Regions from separate parts of the Homo sapiens genome. Here region 2 is linked to region 1. A link is a contact called in ENCODE Hi-C or POLR2A ChIA-PET data. All regions are on one chromosome and are shown on one strand. The core of a region is the stretch at or near the end of the contact, and the rest is flanking DNA. Distances in the headings are between cores, read along the strand shown.

Region 1 (6,481 bases), core at 2,023-4,522:
ACTAATATTGAGGGTGATGAGAAGGGAAGCCCAAATCAGGGCAGACCCCATGGTGTGGACACCGAGGAAGGGAACAGACATGGGTTGGCTCCTCACCAGGGCCTGAAGGAACAGGGGATGAGCTGCCTTTCATGAGGAGGGGAGGGGACACATTTCCTTGTCTTTCTTTTTGTGGTCTTGGGTGCACCGCTCAGCATTGCTCATCTGTCCTCTGTGTCTCCATTTCAGGGGGGCAGGATCAAAGGACTCGTGGGTCTGGATGCACAGGGTTAATCTGCCGATTAGTCTTTTTTATTTTCTAGTGTGGACCCTGTTCAGGTATCTTCACAGTAGCAAACATTATCAAAAAAATACATCCAGTAAGAATATAAAAATACATTTCCAGAGAAAATGGACACCAATCTCTAATCGGTGCATATAGAGCTGCAAACTATTGTTCTTGACAATAAGGCAAAGTTAAGGTACAATAAAAAAATGCAGATCTACACCTTGTCAGGAGGGATTTTATAATTATTATCTTGAGATCATTTTGCCATAAAACAGTTCAACATTGGATATATGTGCTTGTGTCAGGAAACAGTCACTGTGGAAATATTTGTACTTATCAGAGTGAAGAGTTCACATGCAGACATGTTTGTTTGTCTGAGACAAGAGTCCACTTGAGGAAATGTCATTACTAGAGGAAAGAGTAAATGTAAGGACATATGTGGTGGTCTGAGGAAAGAGTCCATGTGGGGACAGGTGTGTTGGTCTGAGGGAAGAATCCACGTGAGTAAAGGTGTGTTTGTCTGACAGAAGAGTCCCCATGTTGACAGGTGTGTTACCCATCTGAGGGTAAATGCCCATTCAGGGACAGTGTGTGCCTGAACTGAGCTGAAGTTTGGGGAAAATCTTTCTCAACCAAGGAAAGAAAAGAATTATCTGGGTTATTTGCTCGTCAGGAAGAAAAAACCTGGGTCACGTAGAAAATTGATTTTTTTAAAATTAAAGGTCTTTAGTGAATGGTAACATCTTAAATGCAAATGAGGAAAATTACTTCATTCTTTTTTGCATGCATCTCATGACATCCCCACCCTCACCAAATAAGTTATTAGATAACTTGATACAGTCTGCATTTAATCCTGGGGTTAATGAACTGCTAAATACTTTTTACAAAAATTGTATATATTTAGGTTTATATTTTCCATCACACATTTATGAGCTTAGACAAATTAACTGCATCGTGTCTCAACCATTTTATATCACTAAAAATAATTTTACTATTCTTAAACAGTGCCATTTGTACTTATTTAATACTCACTCTCTAAGTTCCTTGAATATCCTCTATCTGTTTACTTGACTATAGTTTTGGTTTATACCGAATTTCAAATAAATGATATTATATAATGTAATTGAAATGACTTCACTAAAGAAAGTAGAAAATGAAGTTGCTAATCTAATTAACTTTGGAAATGAGGAAATTCTATAAGTTTAAAATGTAAAGAAACTACACATAACACTCTATTCTAGTAGATAAACATATTTCCAATGAGCTTTACATTTCTGATACCGCTATGCATGTGTCCTAAAATTGTGCAACTAGGTAATAATAAGGCAGTTGGTAGGATAGGATTCCTCACTTTGCAGTGGGTGGTTATGGACAGTCAAGGAAGGAAGGCTAGAAAGGTCCATGTGGTAGCATAGTTGGGTCAGGAGACCAGTGTGTTCTCATTTTTAATATAATAAAGTTACAGAAGATTAGTTACATAAATAGTTTTGATGCGTCCACAAACATGGGTTCATATAAACATGCACGTCTACTAGGCCAGTAGGTTGAGAGGTCCTAGAAGTAATTGTACACGGTATCACAATTTTTTTTATTTTACTGCTATTCGTTAACATTAGAAACAAGCAATCTTTAGAAAAAAGGCTAATTCTATGTACAAAAAAGGTAATATAGAAAATGAGCTTAGAATTTATTGTAATACAAGGAAACAGGGAAGTATTCAAAAACAAAAGGATGAGGTGTGCTGTAAGGATACAGGATCCAAATTAAATGAGCTCCCAGGACCTAATAAAGCTGTGGTGATTTGAACGATAAAATGAATAATATAGCATGGATCTTCTTCAGAGTATGAAATATATATTCATAAACCAATACACATATTAATAGATGATTATATAAATAAATATTGGGAAGACGAACACATTTCCTTACAGAAGTATTCCAAATATCTGAAATGGATAGTCCTCCAATCAAGTAGATGAAGTTTAAACACTCATGAGTTGATTGTGGCCTGAGTTGAGAGACATGGAAAAAATAATCACTATTAGTGTATTTTATAATGAGACTTCATATATATTGCCAAATACATCATCTATGAATGAATGCAATTTTACATGTTTTTGAGTCTAAATTTGTACAAACAGACACATACACACACAGACACATACACACACATATGTTTCTGCAATACACACTGATAAGGGAATAAAGACAGCCACAGACTTGGAGAAAATACTTCCAAGTCACATATTTGTGAAATGAATTCTTTTAATTTGTGAAATGACTTTTATAAACAATATGCAAGTCAACTTGCAATGAATCGAAATGAAGCAATGCAGTTAAAATGAACCGAATGTCAGGAGAGGCGTCTCAACAGAAGTTATACGAAAATTGTTAAATATGAACTTTTGGAGGGACATGTGCATTTAAATAAAAATTAGATCCCATTACTCACCTACTAGATTGGTTAAAACACACAATTCTCGTAAGGATACATGACAATATGAATGTGGAAAACCAAGAACTATCATGCATTGATGGTGGGAATTCAAAATGCTACATGCACAAAAGGAGATTTTTTTGGCATTTTTAATAGACATAAATGCAGACTTAAAATGTGATTTTGTGTCTGTGTTCCAAAATACTTACAGCACTGATTAAGAAATTAATGTTTACAAAGATACCTTCAGAGGAAGTTCTGTATTAGTTTCATTAATTTGATTCATTCTGTAATCATTGAAATTTGTTTACAGAATAAATGCTGTATGAAAAATCTCTCAAATAATTAAAATTTCTCAAATACACATTAATATTGTTCCTTTTCTTTAATGACTTAGTGTCATTTTCTAAGAAAATCTTTAATCTAATAATCTTTGTCATCTCCTCTGTGTCAGCACAGGTGCCTCCTTCCTGGGGTTTCTGACACTCTCAGGATGTGGGTTTTCGCACTGTGTCTCTCACACAGGAATACACGACCATGTCTTCAGATCTCAGGCTGCTCAGCTCCATGTAGGCTGTGCTCACGGACCTGTCACTGGTAATGGTGACTCTGCCCCGGAACTTCTGTGCGTAGTGTGTGTTATCATTGTAAGGGTTGATGCATCCCAACCACTATGCCCTTGTCCAGGGCCCTGTCGCACCCACTGTGTAAAGTATTTGGTGAAGGTGTATCTGGAAGCCTGGCAGGAGACCTTCACTGAGGACGCAGGCTTCTTCACCTCAGCCCCAGGCTGCAACAGCTGAACCTGGGAATGGACATCTGTGAGGAGAAGGGAGGAGATGATAAAAGCCCCCTTGACTGGACTCAATCCCCTCCTCATCACTAGGACTTGGGAGCCCCTTACCTGTGGCAGCTGCCACCAAGAAGAGGATCCCCCAGGTACAGTCCATGGTGAGGAGCTGTGCTCTCAGGGGCTTCTATAGAGGAGGGATGTGGTTGTTGGGTGATGCTCTCAGGGCACAGACATCCAAATTCACCTCAGTGGATCTCAGGTTATTTGCATATTCATGAGACAGAGCATTTCATAGCGCAAAGCCTGGTCAATAATAAGAAAGGGAAGATAAATGACACATCAGATTTACAAGAGTGAGATGCTGATGGTCCAAGCGCTATTCCTGTTTGAGGAAATGCATGCCCTGCTCCATTTATGAACACTCGTGAACAGAGGTCCTTTCACAGAACAATCCCCCTCAGAACACGCTCCTCACAGTGAACCTACATTTTATAAGCACAGAGAGCACCTGGATGATTTCTGGAACCATCACTCTCCATGACACTGAGGAGGTGCCTTGGTTCTGTCCTGGGTCCATCAGTCACCAGCACAGCTGACTGGTGACTGAGAAAGTTACTGCTGATGTCCCACGTGAGTGACCAGCAGGTCCCTCTGAGATCTGCTGGGCGCTCCTGAAACAGGGTCTCCAGCACCTGCCTGGTGTTCAGATCCCCCAGGATCTTCCATAGAAACACTCTTGTTTACAGATTTGCTGTGTGATGTGTGATTAGAGATGATTTTCTCATCTCAGGAACAATAAGAATCAGAAGCTGAAACAGTAGTTTTGAATTCTTTATGAACTCACTGCTCCCAAAATAATTGTCAAGGAATTTGTGTTTTGAATAATTTGGGGTTAATTTTGGACTCAATTTACTGGAATTTTTTGAAGTATTTATATATTTTCAATTCATATCCATAGGTCCTCATCTTTACATATTGATTTCTGACTCACCTGCTCGGTGCCCCCGACAGCCCAGCCCCTGCCTTGCAAGGAGGTTCCTTGCTGAGACTTCAAATCATTTCCCCCAGGCTTCTCTAGCCCAGCATGAAATGGCTGTGTGCTAGTGTAGAATACTCCTTCAGTGACACCATATGCTGCTGACACCATCTCTTGAAACAATTGATTAGCCTTACTAAACCTATTGAACTCTGCAGGGAGACCCAGAGCAAGGATTCAATGACACAGGAGGGAGCCCCTTCCCTGAAGCTCCAGATTCACTTCATTAGTGGAACCAAAATGAAGACAAAAACTTACAAGAGATTTGCGAGTGCCATGTTTCTTCACTGGGCTCTTGCAGTTGAATGTTGCATCTGAGAATACTAGCAGGTGCAGATACATTCAGATGAAAGCCCACTCCATATCCACTATTCCAATAACACACATTTTCCCTTCTTCCTAATATGTGGCTTTTAGGAAGTGCCTCCTACACTGACACCAGGCCCAGTTATCTGACTTTCTTCTCCTAGAGATCTAAAGCAAACAGGATACAGGTGGAGACTTGGGAAGTCCATGCAGGTTGTTATTTTCACTTTCTCAGCTAGGAAACCAGCAAAGGTCCCATAATAAAAGAAGCTGAGAACTATGATGGCATTTACAAGATGTTGGTCTTAAAAATCACGATGTCAGAGGCTTCACATTGCTCTACTGTCTTTGTCTCACCCTCTGCCATTGTCTTAGTATTTCTGTGTTCTCCTCAGATGGAGTCTGTGCATTGCCACACTTTCATCTTTAATCCATAGCCATCATCCTAGTTAGAATGGATTGTGCAGTGCAGGTAAGCACTGCCTGTTCTTCCAATGGAAACCTAGAGATTCAATAGGCTTCCTCTTCTGGGCTGTGACCTTGACAAAGCATCTCCAGGGGAAAAGCTCATTTTTGGCTGTTACTCCCTTTTGAGGTTTCGGCCTCCCTGGACTATTTATGTACGTCTTACCCCTTTTGGCTAACTTTACTCATTCATATAATAATGGAAGAATGGGGGAGAATCTGGAATGGGAGATTTGTCTTCCTTCACATAGGATAAGGTTCTGGAAAAGTCATTCCCTTTAGAAGCTTTTGAAGTGGGCTCCTGGTATATTTCTCTGTAATTAATCATCTTCATTTCATCTTCAATTCTGACCCATCGGAAATTTATTTGGATTGTATATTTTAGAATCTGGAGGTTTCTGGAGAGAAAGTCCAGAAACCTTAGAAGTATAAGACCCTCTGGAACGGTCACATTTACCGAGTCCACATTTGTCTTTCAGACGTCCGTAGTGGTTACCATGTAAGTGCCCTCAACAGCTTGTGGCTTCTGCAGTTTCTGCACCAGGTAAGCAAGTGCTAACTGCCATTCTGGACATGCCCATCTCTCCAGTTTTTGGAGTGGGTAATATTTCTTGCAATTTCAGTTATTTAATAGATTCCAAAATGTACTGACATTCAGATTATGCAGATTTATTTTGACATAAAATATGACGGTGATGAATTTTATAATCAATATTTTGGAGCATAAACCAAAAGTACAATCAAAGGTCACCTTTGATGTGTTACTGGAGGCAGAATTCTGACCTTATTCCATGTAGGTGGCACATCTGACATAAATAAACAGGCAAGAAAACAGAGAAAGGACATGGCACAACACTGTGCCATGGCACAACTCTGGTTGCCCTTAAAACTTTTTCCTTCATTTCAACCTTGGTGAATCTGACAATTATGTGTCTTAGGGTTGCTCTTCTCAGCGAGTGTCTTTGTGGTGTGTGGTTATTGGGTGATGCTCTCAGGGCACAGACATATCTGTAGTGTTCACCTCAGGTGATTTGCATATTCACGAGAACTACTACTTCATAGCCTTACCCTTGATCCAGCATGAGAAAGAGAAAATAGATCTCACATGAACCACACAACTGTGGGATGCTGAGGTACAAGTCCTCGTTCTTATTTAATGTCGTGTTTCCCTTTATA
Region 2 (5,980 bases), core at 2,385-4,884, 54 kb after region 1:
TTCCATCTGTGAGCCTGTAAAATTAGAAAGAACTTATTTACTTCAAAGGTACAATGTTGGTGCGGACATTGGGTAAACATCTCCATTTTAAAAGAGAGGAACTTGCCAAATGAATGAGTAACAGGCTCTATGCAAGCCTAAAACCTAGCAGGACAGGCGCTCGATCTTAAGCCTCCAAAGTGACCAGTGACTCCACATCTTGCAGCCGGTGCAATTATGGGCTCGCAAGTCTGAGAGCAAAACCGCTTATGTGACTTTTCTCAGTGCAGCCAACACGGCTGCTGTCACAGTTTAGAGCTGAGTGCCTTCAGCGTTTCTAGGCTTGGGGCACATGCTGCTATTGGATCTCCCATTCTGGGTTCTAGAGGGCCAGTGACCTTCTCTCCACAGCTCCACTACACAGTGTTCTCCTGGGGATCTCTTTTGGGGGATTTAACTCTTCATTTCACCTCAGCATTGCCCTGGAAAAATTACTCTGTGTGTACTCTGACCCTGAGGTAGGCTCATTTCTGGCACCTAGCCTTTCTCACACATCCTCTGAAATCTAGAGGCCAGTCACCAAGCCATGTTGACTCTTGCATACTGTGCAGACCCAGGCTTTATGCCACATGGAAGCCACCAAGGATCACAGCTTGCGCCATCAGACGTGGTGAACCGAGCTGTACCTTTGAGCCCTAGCTGGTCTCACCCCCAAAAACATTCTCTGCTCCTATACCTAAGCCTGTAATGAGAGAATTGGCCTCAAAGATTTCTGAATTGACTTCAAGACTATTTTCCTATTGTTTTGTATTACCACAGTCAGCTCCTTTTTAGTCAAGCTAATCTTTCTAGCAAGCGGTTGCTTCACAGTGTAACTGGATTATTTCTTTACCAGAGAACCAGGCTGTACATTTTCTAAACTTCCATGTTCCACTTCTCTTTTAAATAGAAGTTCCAACTTTAAGTCATTTATTCACTTCTGCACCTGATTTTAGACTGTTAGAAGCAGGCAGACTCCATCTTGAATGCTTTGCTACTGACAATTTTTTTTCTGTCAGATACCCTAAGTCGTCACTCGTAAGTTCAAACTTGCACAGATCCCCAGGACATGAACATAATGCAGTCAAGTGATTTGCTTGACAGGCGATCTTTACTTCACTTCCCTATAACTTTCTCATTTACATTTGAGACATTCTCTGCCTTGACTTCACTGTCCATATTTATTTCATCATTTTGGTCAAACCATTTAACCAGTCTCTAAAACTTTCCCAACTGTTCTTTATCTTCCTGACTTTTTCTGAGCCCTCCAAACCCTCCAAATCCCTGACGGTTATCCTGTTCCAAAGCTGCGTCCATATTTTCACATATTTTTAATAGCAATGCTCCACTTCTTGATACCAATTTTCTGTGTTGCTGTGTCCTTGCATTGCTAGGAAAGAGTACCTGAGGCTGGAAAATTTATAAATAAAACAGGTTTCATTTTGGCTTTCCATTTGCTAGGCTTTACAATAAGCGTGGTGCCAGCATCTGCTTTGTGAGGGCCTCAGAAAGTTTATAACCATTGTGGAAGGCAAAGAGGCAGCAGGCACACAGGTGCATTACATGACAAGAGAAGGGGCAAGAGAAGAGATGGGGCCAAGAAAGGGCAAGAGAAGAGATGGAGGAGGCTCCAGACTTTTCTAAACAACCAGATTTCATGCGAACTAACAGAAAATTCACTCATCACCACATGGATTGCATAGGCCATTCTTGAGGGATCTGCCTCTATTATCCAATACCTCCCACCAGGCCCCCCCTCCAGCATTGGTGATTACATTTCAACATGACCTTGGGAGAGGACAAATATTCAAACTCTATCACTTTCAAAAGTCTCATTTCCAAATACTGTAACATTGCAGGTTGGGAATTATACTTATGACTTTGGGGAGGGCACCATTAGGTCCATAGCCGGGCTCCTTGAGAGAAGAACACTAGGGCTGTGATTTTCTTGTAAGACTGGTCTACTTTGTATGCAGGTGGCCTTTGAGGATAAAATGGGATACAAAGGGAAAATATGTCATCCTGCTGCCTTTTAGCATTAGCTGTTATTGATGAGAAATCAGCTGTTGATAGAATTATCTTGTATATGAGAAGTTGTTTTTCTCTCACTGCCTTCAAGATTTTCTCAGTAGTTTTTCTGTAAAATATTTTATTATAATGTGTTTTGTTGAGGATCTCTTATAACTTATTTTACCTTGAGTTTGTTGAGCTATTCATACTTCAATGTGTATATTAGTATTTATCATAAAAATCATGGAATTATCTGTCATTATATTATGACATATTTTTGTGACATATTTCTTTCTCTCTTCTCATGCTAATGTTCACACTAAACATATGTTGATTTGTCTAGCAGGGTCCACCTTTTATGTTAAGCTTATTTCATTTTATTGCAATTTTCACTATTCTTTGAATATAGCATATCTACTAATATATATCTAAGTGTGCTTTTTTTTCTTTTTAGGTTCAAGTATACTGCTTATCACCTCTGACATATAGTTTTGAATTACTGTGTTTTTAATTTTAGCGTGTCTATAACTTTCTTTCAAAAACCCTCTCTCATTATTGATATTAACTTTTTGGTGAGATACTGTCATCATACCTTCCTTAACTTTTCTAGGATAGTATTCCTTTGTGATTTGTGCATTTTTATAATAATTGTTTTGAAGTCTCCATTTGTTAAGTCCAAAATCTGTACCAACTCAAAGACAGTTTGTGTTTTCTGGAAATTTTCCTGTACATTCGTGACGTTATTTTTTTCTTTGTGTATCTCATAATTATTTTCTGAATGACAGTTAGGTAACACAATTCAGAAACTCTGAATAGTGATCACCCAAAACGCTCTGGTGTATTGGTAAAACCAATCGCTCTATTTATTTCTTGAGTCCCTTAGTTTGTCTATTTCAGTGACGTCTCTTTCCCCGACACTATTAAAGGGTTGATGTCGTCATTCCCAGGTGCAGTTCCAGATGTACACACGGTTTCCATAAAAAGCCTGACGCTCGGCAGTGCAGCCTTTGACAGCTTCACTGTCTGATGTCTCTGTTTGGGTGTCTGTATCTCTTCATATGTCATCCAAGTGTTACACTGCACTCACAGCAGGCATGGTGACACTGTTGTGTCATCCATTAATCCACAGTGTTACACAATTAAATTTGGGCTTCATTTCAGGGGCAGTTTTTGAACTTTGTCCTGACCCCAAAATGTTATTTATTTTACTAAATGGGGTCTAGCTACGTTTTCAGGTTGGCCTTGAAATCCTGGGCTCAAGTGTTATTCTCACATCAGACTCCCAAGTGTATGGAACCACAGGCAGTGCCACAGTGCCCAGCTCATTATTCCTAAATTATGGTTTTTCTCCTTCTGTCTGCTGAAATGAGTGGATTCCTGTTTAATGTGTTGCTCTCATGAAGCCACCAGCTTTCTATTAATAACTTACCATAAATATTTATAATATTTTAGAAAAAACCTAGGGTTGAAATTATTCTCCTTTTACTGCAAATAAAGTCACATCCATTAGAGAGAGCTCTGCATTTCTGTTTTTATGCCCTCTGTCTGCCACTGTAAAAATATAACCGCCTCTGCCTTGGTGCGGAAGAAAGGGTTCATCTGTGTCAGAGGGACACCTCTGCTTTAAGTACAGGAAACTGCATGGGAGGGGTGGACTCATACAGTCTCTTTGTGCCTCACCCAGAAAGCTCTCCAGATCCTCTGCCCTACAGGTGAGCTGGGTGGGAATAATTGGGGTTCCTCTATTCTTGGCCTATAACTCATAGCATGGAATCTCTGTCTCATAAGTGGAACTAGATGAAGAAAGGCATCCATGAAATCACAGACTGGAATTCACTCTCAACCACAGAGATCTGACACCACGGCCTCAACTGCGATCTGGGGGAGAGGAAGGACTCTCTGCTTGTCAGTTCAGCCCGAGATCAAGCTTCTGTCATCCTGAACTGGAAAGGAGAGGGTGATGCTCGTCTCTCAAGTATTGTGGGCCCTCACTGCCCTAGCTGAGACTTGATGTTTTAGCTGCTGTAAGAGAATAGTCTGGGTGGTTCAGATCAAGCATAAATGTATTTGTCACAATTCTGAAGGTCAGCAAGTGCAAGGCCAACATGCTTTGAAACTGGTATCTGGTGAGAACCTGCTTCCTCCTTCATAGTTGACCATCTTTCTACTTTTCCTTCACCTGGTGGAAGAGGAGAGGGAGCTTTCTGGAGTCTCTAACAAGGGCACTGATTCCATTCATGAGGGTGGATGGGGCCTAGTCATCTTCCAAAGGTGACCCATTCACTTACCAACGGCCCAACCTCGTAACACCATCACATTGGGGTTAGAATTCCAACAAATGTCTGAGGGCGGAAATAAACATTCAGTCTATAGCAGCACACTTTATCAATCAATGATTTTTATTTACTGTGCATCCTTAGAATAATTTGAATTGATTTTATATGTTTGGGTTATTACAATTTTTATCAGACGTTGTTGTTTCATCGGAAAGCTGAGGACTCTGGTAATAACACTTAGCTTAGGGCTCTAGTAATATCAGTTTCATAATAATAATAAGCTTTCATAATAATATTATAATAATTATATAATATTATAATTAATAATAATTAGTGTTAATAATAATAAGCTTATAATAATAATTAGCTTTCATAATAAGAATCAGTTTTCATCAGAAAGCTGAGGGCTCTGGTACTACCACTCTGGTAATAATTCTATTCGTATACTTGTTTGAAGCTTCCTCATTATGGCCATAAGCATTTCGAATGTTGCTCTCTGAAATCATTTGCCATGGTAGAATAAAATTGTTCCCCTCATAAGTATTATTATTTGCTCAGAAATACTCTTTTTATATTTTAATGTAGCCAACCCACCTTTCCTTTATTTGACTTTATTATGGTGCCTTTCCGTATGTTTTAAAGTTTGTAAGTGTATATTCATATATTTACCATGGCTCTGGATTTTAGGGAGAGCTTCCTGCAGCAGGGTGTGTTCTCACGTACAACTTTCCCTGCTTTCTACACACTGATCTGCACTCTGTCAAGTCTGGGTGTTCCTCCTGCCATCTATGGGGTTCACTCTCTGACAGTTTTCTGCAATCCACTTGCTATCCTGTGGTATCCACACTTCTTGGCCTACGTGGGTTTCCAGCTCCATTTTATTAATGCTAAATCCACATGGTTTCCACTCCAGCACTGTAGCCTGGCAACACCTTTGAGGAAGTATCTGAGCCTGCATTCACCGGAGGGCTCCTTATGCTTATTTCCTCTCTCTCTTAGTAATCACTGTCTTTGTTGAGTGGTGTCAAGCATCTTAAAATCCTGATTAAGAAATTTCACTGTGCTTTCCAGTAATTTCTGGTAGAAAGATACATCTGGTTTCTGTAGCTAAACCTTATTTGAAAGTGATCATCTTGCACATAAAAATTAGAATATATTTTATGAAGTCCACCAACATTTATCCTGGAATACATGTAGATATTAAAAAATTCAACACTAAATCCCAGGAGACATTATAAAATATATATATATATATGTCCTGATATTTCATATATATATCATACCTAATATTATATATATATGCACATACATATGTGAAGTATTTGGTAGAATTAATGTCATATATATATACCATATATCACTTACTATATATTATATACATAGTAATATATATAATATAGTTATATATATTGTATTTGGTAGATCTATCTATCTATCTATCTATCTATCTATCTATCCATCTCACACTTTTCCTACACCTCTCATAAAATGGATATTGACATGGTTTATAAATTAACTGGATAACAACAACACTGGTGCTATTTATTTTTCTGATACTTCACTAATAACTTATGAATTGACCAATTCTCACCTAGAAATTCTGACATGGTTTGGCTCTGTGTTTTCACCCAAAGCTAATACTGAATTGTAAACCCCAAGTGTCAGGCGAGGGGTCT

What was found. Hi-C counts contacts between places; a loop is a spot of excess contacts on that map. ChIA-PET counts read pairs that join two places held with the same protein, here RNA polymerase II (POLR2A). Pooled maps may share reads with other maps.
Region 2: a pooled map shows a loop between it and region 1 (3-fold over the local background). The contact joins two enhancer-like sites. A Hi-C loop is called at or near these places in 1 of 168 maps with a recorded cell type or tissue (Caco-2) and 7 of 50 pooled maps. POLR2A ChIA-PET finds 5 or more read pairs at or near these places in 2 of 52 experiments (CD4-positive, alpha-beta T cell and activated naive CD4-positive, alpha-beta T cell).

The regions. Positions count from the first base shown.
Region 1 is chr14:106,171,124-106,177,604 of GRCh38, forward strand. It overlaps IGH and the pseudogene IGHV1-17. Among named protein-coding and RNA genes, the nearest start is that of LINC00226, 110 kb to the right of the region's middle. Within about 2 kb of position 3,273, at least 2 of the 41 ENCODE cell types and tissues checked have a DNase peak (open chromatin) inside an H3K27ac peak, as active enhancers do.
Region 2 is chr14:106,225,042-106,231,021 of GRCh38, forward strand. It overlaps IGH. Among named protein-coding and RNA genes, the nearest start is that of LINC00226, 60 kb to the right of the region's middle. Within about 2 kb of position 3,635, at least 2 of the 41 ENCODE cell types and tissues checked have a DNase peak (open chromatin) inside an H3K27ac peak, as active enhancers do.